Regions from separate parts of the Homo sapiens genome. Here region 2 is linked to region 1. The links are chromatin contacts, found by Hi-C or POLR2A ChIA-PET in ENCODE. All regions are on one chromosome and are shown on one strand. The core of a region is the stretch at or near the end of the contact, and the rest is flanking DNA. Distances in the headings are between cores, read along the strand shown. Region 1 overlaps COLQ (collagen like tail subunit of asymmetric acetylcholinesterase). Region 2 has its middle 36 kb from the start of COLQ.

The links. A loop is a pair of places that touch in the nucleus more often than their neighbours do. ChIA-PET counts read pairs that join two places held with the same protein, here RNA polymerase II (POLR2A). Pooled maps may share reads with other maps.
Region 2: a loop to region 1 is called in a map of natural killer cell, with 1.9 times the contacts of the local background. The contact joins two enhancer-like sites. A Hi-C loop is called at or near these places in 4 of 168 maps with a recorded cell type or tissue (cardiac septum, endothelial cell of hepatic sinusoid, left ventricle myocardium superior and 1 more), 4 of 37 single-sample maps with no recorded cell type and 14 of 50 pooled maps. POLR2A ChIA-PET finds 5 or more read pairs at or near these places in 3 of 52 experiments (OCI-LY7, activated CD8-positive, alpha-beta memory T cell and naive thymus-derived CD4-positive, alpha-beta T cell).

Annotation. Positions count from the first base shown.
Region 1 is chr3:15,503,930-15,509,486 of GRCh38, forward strand. The region is part of intron 1 of COLQ (collagen like tail subunit of asymmetric acetylcholinesterase); the gene reads right to left. It also overlaps the pseudogene RN7SL110P. Among named protein-coding and RNA genes, the nearest start is that of MIR4270, 10 kb to the left of the region's middle. Within about 2 kb of position 1,251, at least 2 of the 41 ENCODE cell types and tissues checked have a DNase peak (open chromatin) inside an H3K27ac peak, as active enhancers do.
Region 2 is chr3:15,554,493-15,560,049 of GRCh38, forward strand. No RefSeq gene overlaps it. Among named protein-coding and RNA genes, the nearest start is that of COLQ, 36 kb to the left of the region's middle. Within about 2 kb of position 3,264, at least 9 of the 41 ENCODE cell types and tissues checked have a DNase peak (open chromatin) inside an H3K27ac peak, as active enhancers do.

The DNA of each region.
Region 1 (5,557 bases), core at 1-2,500:
CTTACCAACGCCCAGAATCACGTCTTTCCAATCAAACCCAATGACTGTTCATCTCTGGGTTTCAGTTTCCTGGTTTGTAAACTCCCATGAGTAAACAATCTCTGATTATCCCGACCACAGAGAGGGTTCAATCAGGTGTGCTGGTGGTCTTCAATCAAACATGGATTTACCTCCCCTATTCTATTCTTCAAAGAGGGTGACAAATCTGCAACTCACTTGAAATCCATCAATAAAAAAGATTAATAAACAGATATATGATAGAGTAATTACAGCAAAATGATAGCCAGTGCAGAATCGCTGCGGTTCGTGTATTGGTTTTCTAGGGCTGGGGTAACAAAGTACCACAGACTGAATGGCTTAAACAACAGAGACTTGTTTCTCATAGACCTTGAGGCTGGAAGGCCAAAACCAAGGTGTGGCTGGTTTGTTTTCTCCTGAGGCCTCTCTCTTTGGCTTGGGCATGGCCACCTGCTTGCCATGTCCTCACATGGCCTCTCTTCGGAACACATCCTTCGTGTCTCTTTGTGTGTTCAGATTTCCTCTTCTTATAAGAACACCAGTCAAGTTGGATTAATGCCCACCCTAATGGCCTTATCTTAACTTAATCACTTTTATAAAGACCTCATCTCCAAATATAGTCACATTCTGGCTGGGCATGGTGGCTCATGCCTATAATCCCAGCGCTTTGGGAGGCCGAGGCAGGTAGATCACTTGAGGTGAGGAGTTGGAGACCAGCCTGGCCAACATGGTGAAACCCCTTCTCTACTAAAAAATACAAAAATTAGCCAGGTGTGGTGGTGGGTGCCTGTAATCCCAGCTACTTGGGAGGCTGAGGCAGGAGAGTCGTTTGAACCCGGAAACTGAAGGTTGCGGTGAGCCGAGATTGCACCACTGCACTCCAGCCTGGGCAATAGAGCGAGACTCCGTCTCAAAAAACAAAACCAAAACCAAAACCAAAAGAAATACAGTCACATTCTAAGGTACTGGGTATTACTGGGGCTTCAACATGAATTTGGGGGAGACACAATTCAGCCCCAAACAGTGGACATATTGGTGTTCCCTGAACAATTATCTTTACTTTCTCTGAATGTTTGAAATTATTCCTAATTTTAAAAAGAATACCATTAAAAAATTTTAGATAGTCAACAGAGAACCAGAAGATATGTTCACAAGGATTAGGGTTGGGAGTAGGTCAGCCCAACTCCCTTGTTGGCAAATGTCTAGGGGCCCCTGGAGCTGCACAGAGCTAAGGCACCAGTGCCACCTGGAGGAACCTGAAGCCGCTCATTGAGAGGCCTTGAGCAGGTCATTGAATCACTGCAAACCATATAAGAAGTTATTCTCTTCTGTCTCCCACCCCTAACCCACAGAGATGTCTTGAGGAGGAAAAGTCTATCCTCACTACAAGGATGAAAGAAAATCAGTCATCTCGTGTCGGTCATTATTTTATATAAGTCATATATCAAAAATACCTCCTTTGCACACACAGAGTCAAGGAAACAAATCCATCCCCCTTTCCCTGACAAGAGAATTATTTTGGACCTTATCTAAAGAAAGGCATCTGCTTTTTGAGTTCAAGTTCTAATTTGACCAAATGGCATGTGGTAAGTAGAGAGGAAGGCGGAGACAATGCTATTAGGAGCCAAGGGAACATAAAGAAACCTCTCCATGGCTGGCTGCGCCTTGACTCTGAATTTGATTACAGCAGCCAACATAAATCAGCCGGTGCTATTAAATCTTCTGCCAGTGCTTGACAGGGGAGGACAAGTTTGTAGAATTATTCGGGAGATCTGGCCATAGGTCAGAGACAAAACCTTCCAGCTGCATCGGGCCCAAAGGGTGGGTTATTTCCAACACCTGCTGACAACTGTGACTGCGTGGAAAGACCCTGTGCTTCCAGCCACTACGTTTCCATGCCTTCATTTTTCCATGGTGACAGTTTAGCTCTATAGGCACTTGTAATTCAAAACCACCTGGCTCACTTATTCCTTTCCCTAGATCCATCCCTGCACCCCCCATCCCACCTCCAGGATCTATTGTCCAAGGGTCCACAACAGGTGGGGAGGAGGGAGGCTGGGTTCCTGGGAGTCCCATGGCTGCCCACTGGCACAGACTGGCTTCTCTACCCATTGGTCTCAAAGTCACTAAAACCCTTGGATTCCAGAAATTGGGGAGCCTAGGGTTGATCCCTTTGGACTCAGTTGAGCACTAGCACTTATCAACTGAGCAAGTTGGCAAGATAAACCTTAGGCTTTTTGCAGCACTATAATCCTGTGATTCTACCAATCTGGAAACTCTCTGAGATCTCAATTCTCCTTGCTGCTTTGGATCTAAGGACTTTTAAAGACAAAAAATTCCATCTTGTGCTCCAGATGAAAGGTAGTATTTTGTACAGATGGTGTTTTGTTTAATTGTTTAGAATAGGTATTACATGCATGTGATTCAAAATTCAAAACATACAAACAAGTATACATTAAAATTCTTTCTCCTACCCCTCTCCCTCAGCTACCCAGTTCCAATTATTTATTACCAACCATTACTTAGTTTTCTATGTATACTTCTGGGAATATTTTGTGCATATACAAGCAAATAGGTAGGTATAATATTTTCCCCCTTTTACTCAAAGGGTTACTTGTAATATTCTATTATACATATGATACTCCCTCTTGGTTTCTTCACAGTATTTTTGTTTAAAAGACAGCATTTCATTATGCTGCCCAGGCTGGAGTGCAGGCATAATCCCACTAATGATCAGCACAGGAGTTTTGACCTGCTCTGTTTCTAACCTGAGCGGGTTCACCCCTCCCTGAGCAATGGGGCACCCCGCTCCTGGAAGGACACTGTGGTGATGCCAAACTTGGTGTGGATATCCCATCATCATAGTGCACTATAGCCCAGAACTTCTAGATTCAAGCGATCCTCCTGCCTCAGTCTCCTGAGTAGCTGGGACTACAGGCACACACCAGTGCACCAGGCTTTTCACAGTATTTCTAAGAAATTATTCTGTAACTACATAAAATGCATGCACATTGTTTTCTTTTCTATTTTTCTCTTAGAGATGAGGTCTTGCTACGTTGCCTAGGCTGGTCTCATATTCCTGGCCTCAAGTGATCCTCCCACCTCACCCTCCCAAAGTGCTAGGATTACAGCTGTGAGCCACCGTGCCACCCCACTTTCTTTTCTATGGCTGCATAATATCCCTTTCTTTGGAAGAACCATAATTTGTTCATTCTGCCCCCATTGATGTGCATTTGGATGATTTGCAAACATCTGCTGATGCAAACAATGCAACTAAATAACCTTCCACATGCATCTCTGTGTATGTTGGTAAGACTATCCATTACATAAATTCCTAGAAATAAAAATACTGGGTCAAAAAGTATGGGCACTTGTAATTTTTACACATATTGCCTAATTCATCTCCAGAAAGGCCCCAGCAATTCACGTCTCCTCCTAGGAGCAGTGGATGAGAGTGCCTGTTTCCATACACCTTCGCCAACAGTCTGATGTTTGACCTCTTGAATTTTGCCTACTTGATAGGTGAAAAGTGGGTCTCACTCTGTTGCCCAGGCTGGAGTACAGTGGTGCAATCACAGTTCACTGCAGCCTTGACCTCCCAAGCTCAAACAATCCTCCCACCTCAGCCTCCCAAGAAGCTGGGACTACAGGTGTGTGCAACCACGCCCAACTAATTTTTTGTATTTTTTAGCAAGATGGGGTTTTGCCATGTTGGCCAGCTGGTCTCAAACACTTGGGCTCAAGTGATCTGCTAGCCTCAGCCTCCCAAAGTGCTGGGATTACAGGCGTGAGCCACTGCACCTAGCCTTCAGCATGGTTTTAATTTTCATTTCTCATATAGTAAATGAGACTGAGAATATTTTCAAACATTTTGAAGCCATTTATACTTTTTCCATTTTTTTCATTGGGTTGTCAATTTTTCTCTTACATTATTTTTCCTATATATAGGAAAGAAACACTTTATTATATGGCTTGCAAATATTTTCCCTAGTTTGTTTTGGCCTTTTGAGTTGGTTTTTGCCACACATTATTTTTTTATGAGAGGCATTGGTGGTTCAGTGGTAGAATTCTCGCCTCCCACATTATTTTTTTATGTAGCAGAATTTAATGTATAATTATTTTCTTTTATGGTTTCTGGGTTTTTCCAAACACCCAAGTTACCCAAAAAATCTCACAAGGTTTTTTCTAATCATTTTATAGTTTCATATTTTATATTTAAATCTTCATTCATTTGTAACTTATTCTGGTGTTTTCCTGTGGCCTAAAGCAGAACACAAAAACAGTCTTTAAACTACCTTAGGTAGCCTGCCAACGCCAGCTGTCACAACTCTCAACAACACATATTGAGCACTATGTGCTAAGCATCGGCCTACAACCGGAATGTTGCCTTCATTTGAAACATTACTTATCTGAGATAAGTAAACTGAAGCTCAAATAAGTGCCCAGGTAAGTGGTAGAGTCTGACTTGAACATAGATGGGTTGTCTCCCTGTCTTGATTGCTTTGCTCTCACACAAACTCCAACCATTTGTATAACAAGTAGCCAAGCATATTGTAGGCGGTACAATAAATACTGGTCATTTGATTGAGGGGAAGTATCTCAAATGCTATGTATATTAAGTAATGGCCATAATGAATCTAGAGACGGAAAGCCAGGTTTGATAAGTGAATAATTCATCAAATTATTCATCAAATAATTCCACAAAGCCCCCATCAATTCACATCCCCTCCTAGGAGCAGTGGATGAGAGTGTCTGTTTCCACACACCTTCACCAACAGTCTGATGTTACACCTTTTGAATTTTGCCCATCCGATAGATGAAAAATGGGCAAATTTTCAGTCTCATTCATTATATAAGAATTAAATTATATATTATAAATTGTATATAATTTTAATTATATGAAAATTAAAACCACACTGCAGGCCAGGTGTAGTGGTTCACGTCTGTAATCCCAACAATTTGGGAGGCTGAGGCAGGCAGATCGCTTGAGCTCAGGAGTTCAAGACCAGCCTGGGCAACATAGCTAGACCCTGTCTTTACTAAAAATAAAAAAAATTACATACATAATAACTATAAGAAGAAGGAGGATCTTAATCAATTCAAATGGATTTTATTGCTTCAATTAGAAATAAACATTGAGCAAAATGCAAAGCGGCAGCAGATGGGTATATGGCCAGAATATTGGGCATCTATGTCAAATCAGCCACTATTTGCTGGCATTCCACTTGAAAATCTCATATTTAATCATTTTCCTCTGACTGCCCAGGAGGACCTGCACTAGGCAGGCCTGGTGACTTGATGGCCATTGTCACCTCAAAGGAAGCATGCAAGACAGATGCCATGTGGACAGAGGGTCTGTTCTGATGTGGATGAACTAGATACAGTAAGTGGCTTGTCTTCTTGCTAGGTTTTGCATAGAGCTGCCCAATTTCCAAAAAGTGGACACTCTCAGGATTGCAGTGCCTTGTGGGGTTTCCTCCTAAGATCACCCCTGTCTTAGAAGGGGAGAAGCTTTCTCCTTCACAGCCAAAGGAAGAGC
Region 2 (5,557 bases), core at 2,014-4,513, 53 kb after region 1:
GCACCTGTAATCTCAGCTACTAGGGAGGCTGAGGCAGGAGAATCACTTGAACCCAGGAGGAGGAGGTTGCAGTGAGCCGAGATTGCGCCATTGTACTCCAGCCTGGGCAACAGAGGGAAACTCTGTCTCAAAATAAACAAATAAAATAACCATAAAAATTCTGAAACGCAAGAGTAATGTAGGGTGGTGTGGAGAGGGGATGGATGGAGTGGCTGATGGAGGGTAGGGAGCCAGGGATGGCACTACGAACCATTAAATGGTTTGATGAATGTAGTGGATATAAATCTCAGTCCACAACAGTGTGAAAGAAATATTTATTTTCAGTAATTCTATCTAATTTTAATTTTGACCTTCATTTTGCCAGGGTGGAAATAAAACTTCAGTCATTTTAGGGCCTCACGATCACCAGCCCCCCATCCCCAGCATTGCTCTAAGAACCGCTGGGCTTACTTAATACCCAGGCATCAGGGTGGACCTCTGATCCTTGGTAGTTCATCCATTCACCCTGCATCCTTGTTTAAAATTGTCTGCTATAGCTTTTGTGATATAAACCCTTCCTGGATTACTTCCTTCCCAAAACAAGATGGTGAGGGAGATGGGAATTTAGCTCACCGTGAACACTGAGTTTGTGACAGGGGTGCACCCCAGGTGCGGCAGGAACATTCAGAGAAAGGAAGGCTTCATGGAAGAGTGGACTGTTGAGCTGGGCCTTGAAGCATATAGCCAACTCCACACGGCAAAAATGGGTGGGTGTGTACAGAGCATCACAGCAGAAACAGCACAAGCAAAGCTGGGGCTGAGGTGAAACCAGGTCTGACTTCTTGAGTCTAACTTGACTGTGCAATGGGGAGGCAATTCCTGCAAATATGGAGGGACGAGGGAAGTGAGCCTTGGGAGTGAACTACATGGCTGTAGATTAGCCACTCCACAGAGCAGGCTCCAGCAACCACTGCATAGAAGGAAAATCATGGATCTTGCCATCTCTGCAGGTATTTCTAGGCCCTGAATCAAAATTTAAAGTGGTTCCTTCAAACTTTGAAACAGGAGATCCAGGAGTTTCTATGTGTTCCTTTCATAGCTCCCTAAATGGAAGAGTGACCATACAACCTGGATGTGCCATGGGTTCACTGGCCAGCTAGCGCCTCTTCTAAAAGAGAGGGCCCTGGAAGGGAGGGAAGATTCAAGATAATCTAGCAAAAGCCAGAGGCAATCCTGCCAGTCAGATCAGAATCCAAGGCATACACTTTTATCTCCATCTCTTCCCAGAGTAAAGTTTATAGGATTGTCAATTTCTTCTTTCCACATTATTCCATTTATTCAGATTAGCAGCAGCAAATGCAACCAGAAAACACCAGATAATTTACACTTCATCTGTATTTTACTCTCTGTAATAGTCAGTAGTCAGTTTTCTTGGGGTTTCTCAGTCATAATTCCCATCTGGAATGTAACTGGTTTCCTACTTTCTTTCTTCTTTTTTTTTTTTTTTTTTTTTTTTGAGGCAGAGTCTCACTCTGTCACCCAGGCTGGAGTGCAATGGCTTGGCTCACTGCAAGCTCCGCCTCCTGGGTTCACGCCATTCTCCTGCCTCAGCCTCCCAAGTAGCTGGGACTACAGGCGCCCGCCACTACGCCCGGCTAATTTTTTGTATTTTTAGTAGAGACGGGGTTCCACCGTGTTAGTCAGGATGGTCTCGATCTCCTGACCTTGTGATCCGCCCGCCTCGGCCTCCCAAAGTGTTGGGATTACAGGCGTGAGCCACCGCGCCCAGCCTGGTTTCCTACTTTCTTAAAACAGTCATATGATGTTCTACTGTAATCACTTTACATTTGCATTATTTCAGAGTCATGGGCTGCTTCTTCATTGGCATGCACTGCTTCCCCACTGCCTAACTGTCTTGAAAATAAAGGAACAAAAACAATTTGGGATTAAATATAATTTTCCATTTCATTTTCTTTTTCCTTCAGTGTCCAAAAGTCCTACCATTTTCTTGCAATGGATTTGAGACTTTTTTTCCCTATGGCACATACACTCACTTCACAAAATAAGCTGAGCTACTTCAAAGTAGCATGTATGAAATAACTGTAGAACATCTCCACTGAGCTATTGTTAACCATCATGAGTTCCCATTTAACACGTAGTTAGTGAACTCTTAAAGAGTACTATGGCTATATAGAGAAGTGAAAATACACAACCCCTGATCTCCAGGAAATGTCTAATTTACTTGAAGTAAGACCCAGTCACTTGAGAAAAGGGAAACCACTATGTCTACTTTCACATTCACCGCTAAGCAGGGATTCCAAGTGGTGTTCTCTTCTCTAAATTCTCACCTTCCTAAAATGCAGTGGCACTTATTGAGTGCCTTTTATATGCCAGGCATTGGGCTAGGAGCTTCTGGGTGGCTTTCTGAATCCCCAAATAACCCCATGAAATATGAAAGATTTCTGGAAAGACTATTAGTAGAGAAAGTAACCTAAGAAACCATTTCACTTTGGGAGGTTGAAGTGGGAGGACAGCTTGAGCCCAGGAGTTTGAGACCAGCCTCGGCAACAGTGTGAGACCCATCTCTACAAAAAACTTTAAAAATTAGCCAGTTGTGGTGGCATGTACCTGTAGTCCTAGCTACTTGGGAGGGTGAGGTGGGAGAAGTATTTGAGCCCGGGAGTTCGAGGCTGCAGTAAGCTATGACTGTGCCACTGTACTCCAGCCTGGGCAACATAAGAATACGCTGTCTCAAAATAATGATAATAATAATAAAACTCATTTCCCATTCATCTCCTCAACCCTGGATTCTGGGTTTTTCTAAATTAAGAAAACTGCCATAATCTTTCGAAGCTCAGTTTTTATGAGGCAATTGGATATTATTAACACATATAATAGGATCACATAAGAAATTCATTATTAAACTAGGGGCTACAAAATATTCTATCAAATATCTATCAACCAATAGATTCATTTTAGAGGGGTATTTTCAATATTTTATCCTTCTAAGGAAAATCTTCTATGAGGAGATTAATTTCAAGATCATTTTTACTAAATAAGCAGTCAATGGACTCTGTCAATTAGTGCCCCTGGACTAATGTGGTCTTTATACACTTAGACTGACCTCTGCTGGACAGTCTAATAACCTGTCAGCATTTTTTTTTTCTCTGAGAGTATGATTAGGAAAGGGGCATTTTCCCCAAATTTTATCTAGTATTTAGTAACAAATTTACACAGTTCAACTTACAAATATTAATCAAGCCCTCTACACCACCTAATGGCAAAATCTTATATTGCATTCGGCTGCCAGAGGTGTGTCCGGAGGCAGAGTGGGAGGAGACTGATGAGGTTACATGAACTATCCAGTCTGAATGCTCCTTTTCATAGTCTCTTCCTCCTGTGCAGGACATAAGAATACCTGAGAAATGAGGCTGCTTCCACGAGCCTGTCAGGGGCCAAGTCACAGTATCTTCTGGGTTCACCCCTAAAACTGAAGTCTACCACTTCATGGTGGTCACTTGTGCCTAAACTAGCCAGTGTAGACAAGTCTGATATGGGTGGTGCAAACAAGCTGAATTTTGATATAAAGTCCTATGCTTCAATTTATGTAAAACTGCAGATAAAAAACACGAATGACCCTGAAAATAAGTGATGCTTTTCCATTTCAAATATTCTTTTAAAATAGTGCCTGCTTCTGATAATAAAAATTACATAATTATTTTTAAAATTCTATAAAGGAAAAAATTAAATAAAAATTGCCTACAATTCCATCTACCAAGTTGTATTACAATTTTAGTTTATTTTGTGCCCATCTCTGTTCTGTAAGCAAGCAGGTATGCATGATTATGGTTATTTCCTTACTTCACTCCATTTCATTTTGTAGCTTGCCCTTTTCACACGTTGTATTGTGATTATTTTTCAATTAATAAATAATACAATTTTTATTTTATGATGATAGACCATCACTTATGTAACCAATGTCCTACTATTAAACATTGGAATTGTTCCTAAATAAAACTACGCTACATGGCCTTTTATATAAATATTTGACCAAATATTTTATTATTTCTTCAGGATATATTCCCAAATAAGCTCAATGGGGCCTGGCACAGTGGCTCATGCCTATATTCCCAGCACTCTGGGAGGCAGAGGCAAGAGGATAGCGTGAGCCCACGAGTTTGGGACCAACCTAGGCAACATAGTGAGACCCTGTCTCTACAAAAATAAAATAAAAGAGTAGCCAGGCATGGTGGTATGCGCTTGTAGTCCTAGCAACTCGGGAGACTGAGATGGAGAGATCACTTGAGTCCAAGGACGTCAAAGATGCAGTGAGCCGTGATCATGTCATTGCACTCTAGCCTGAGCAACAGAGCAAGACCCTGTCTTGAAAAAAAAAAAAAAAAAGCTCACGGGGTCAAAACTTACGCGGTATGAACATTTTTAAGACTCCAAATACCTGCAATGCTAGAATTACTCTACAGAAATGTACCAACTTCAACTTCCATCAGCAGCATAGGAGTCTCCATTTTCACTTCCACTTCACCAAAATTCAGATTAATTTAGAAAGTTCTTTGCCAAGTGGATAGGCCAGGAAAAAAAAAGGGATTTTCAGTATAACTTACATATTCATATTCATGCTTTTACTGAGCATTTATATTTTTTCTGTGAATTGTACATTCACGCCCTTTGCCCATTTTTCTACTGGCACCTTAATATTTTTCTTATATATAAGAGTTCTTTATATTTTTATTTTTTTATTTTTGAAAGGGAGTCACACTAAGTCTGTTGCCCAGGCTCAAGAACAGTGGCGGGATCTCGGCTCATTGCAACCTCTGCCTCCCAGGTTCAAGCGATTCTCGAGCCTCAGCTTCCTGAGTAACTGGGATTACAGGAGTGTGCCACCATGCCCAGCTAACTTTTTTATTTTTAGTAGAGACAGGGTTTCACCATGTTGGCCAGGCTAGTCTTGAACTCCTGATCTCAAGTGATCCACCCGCCTCAGCCTCCCAAAGTGCTGGGATTACAGGTGTGAGCCACTGTCCCTAGTCTGAGTTCTTTATAGATTAAGGTTAACTCTGTTGGTCTAAATGTGGTATGCTTGAACTTAGGTCGCTAGTCCAAATATATCCTGAAATTATTAGTTTGGGTGTGATGTGACTTTGCCTTTGGCTCAGTAAATTCCTTCCAGGAAAAAAAAAAAACAACCTCATAAAATATAGGACCAGCCCCATTAAATACTGGTGACACTTAGGTACTGAGTGGTCAAAAAATAAAATAGGAAGCAGAAAGAGCCTATGTATCTCAACTAACTGAACATGTCTCTACATTAGACAATTCTTACAGCTTTTTTCTTCAATTTTTAAAAGACAGGTAACTGCCTTAGTCTGTTTAGTGTTGCTATAAAGGAATATTTACTAAAGCTAAGTAACTTGTTTTAAAAAGAGGTTTATTTAGCTCACAGTTCTGATAGCTGGAAGGTTCAAGACTGGGCATCTGATGAGGGCTCAGGCTGCCTCCACTCATGGGGGGAGCCAGTGTGTGCAGAGTCCACACAGGGAGAGAGAAAGCAGGAGAGAGG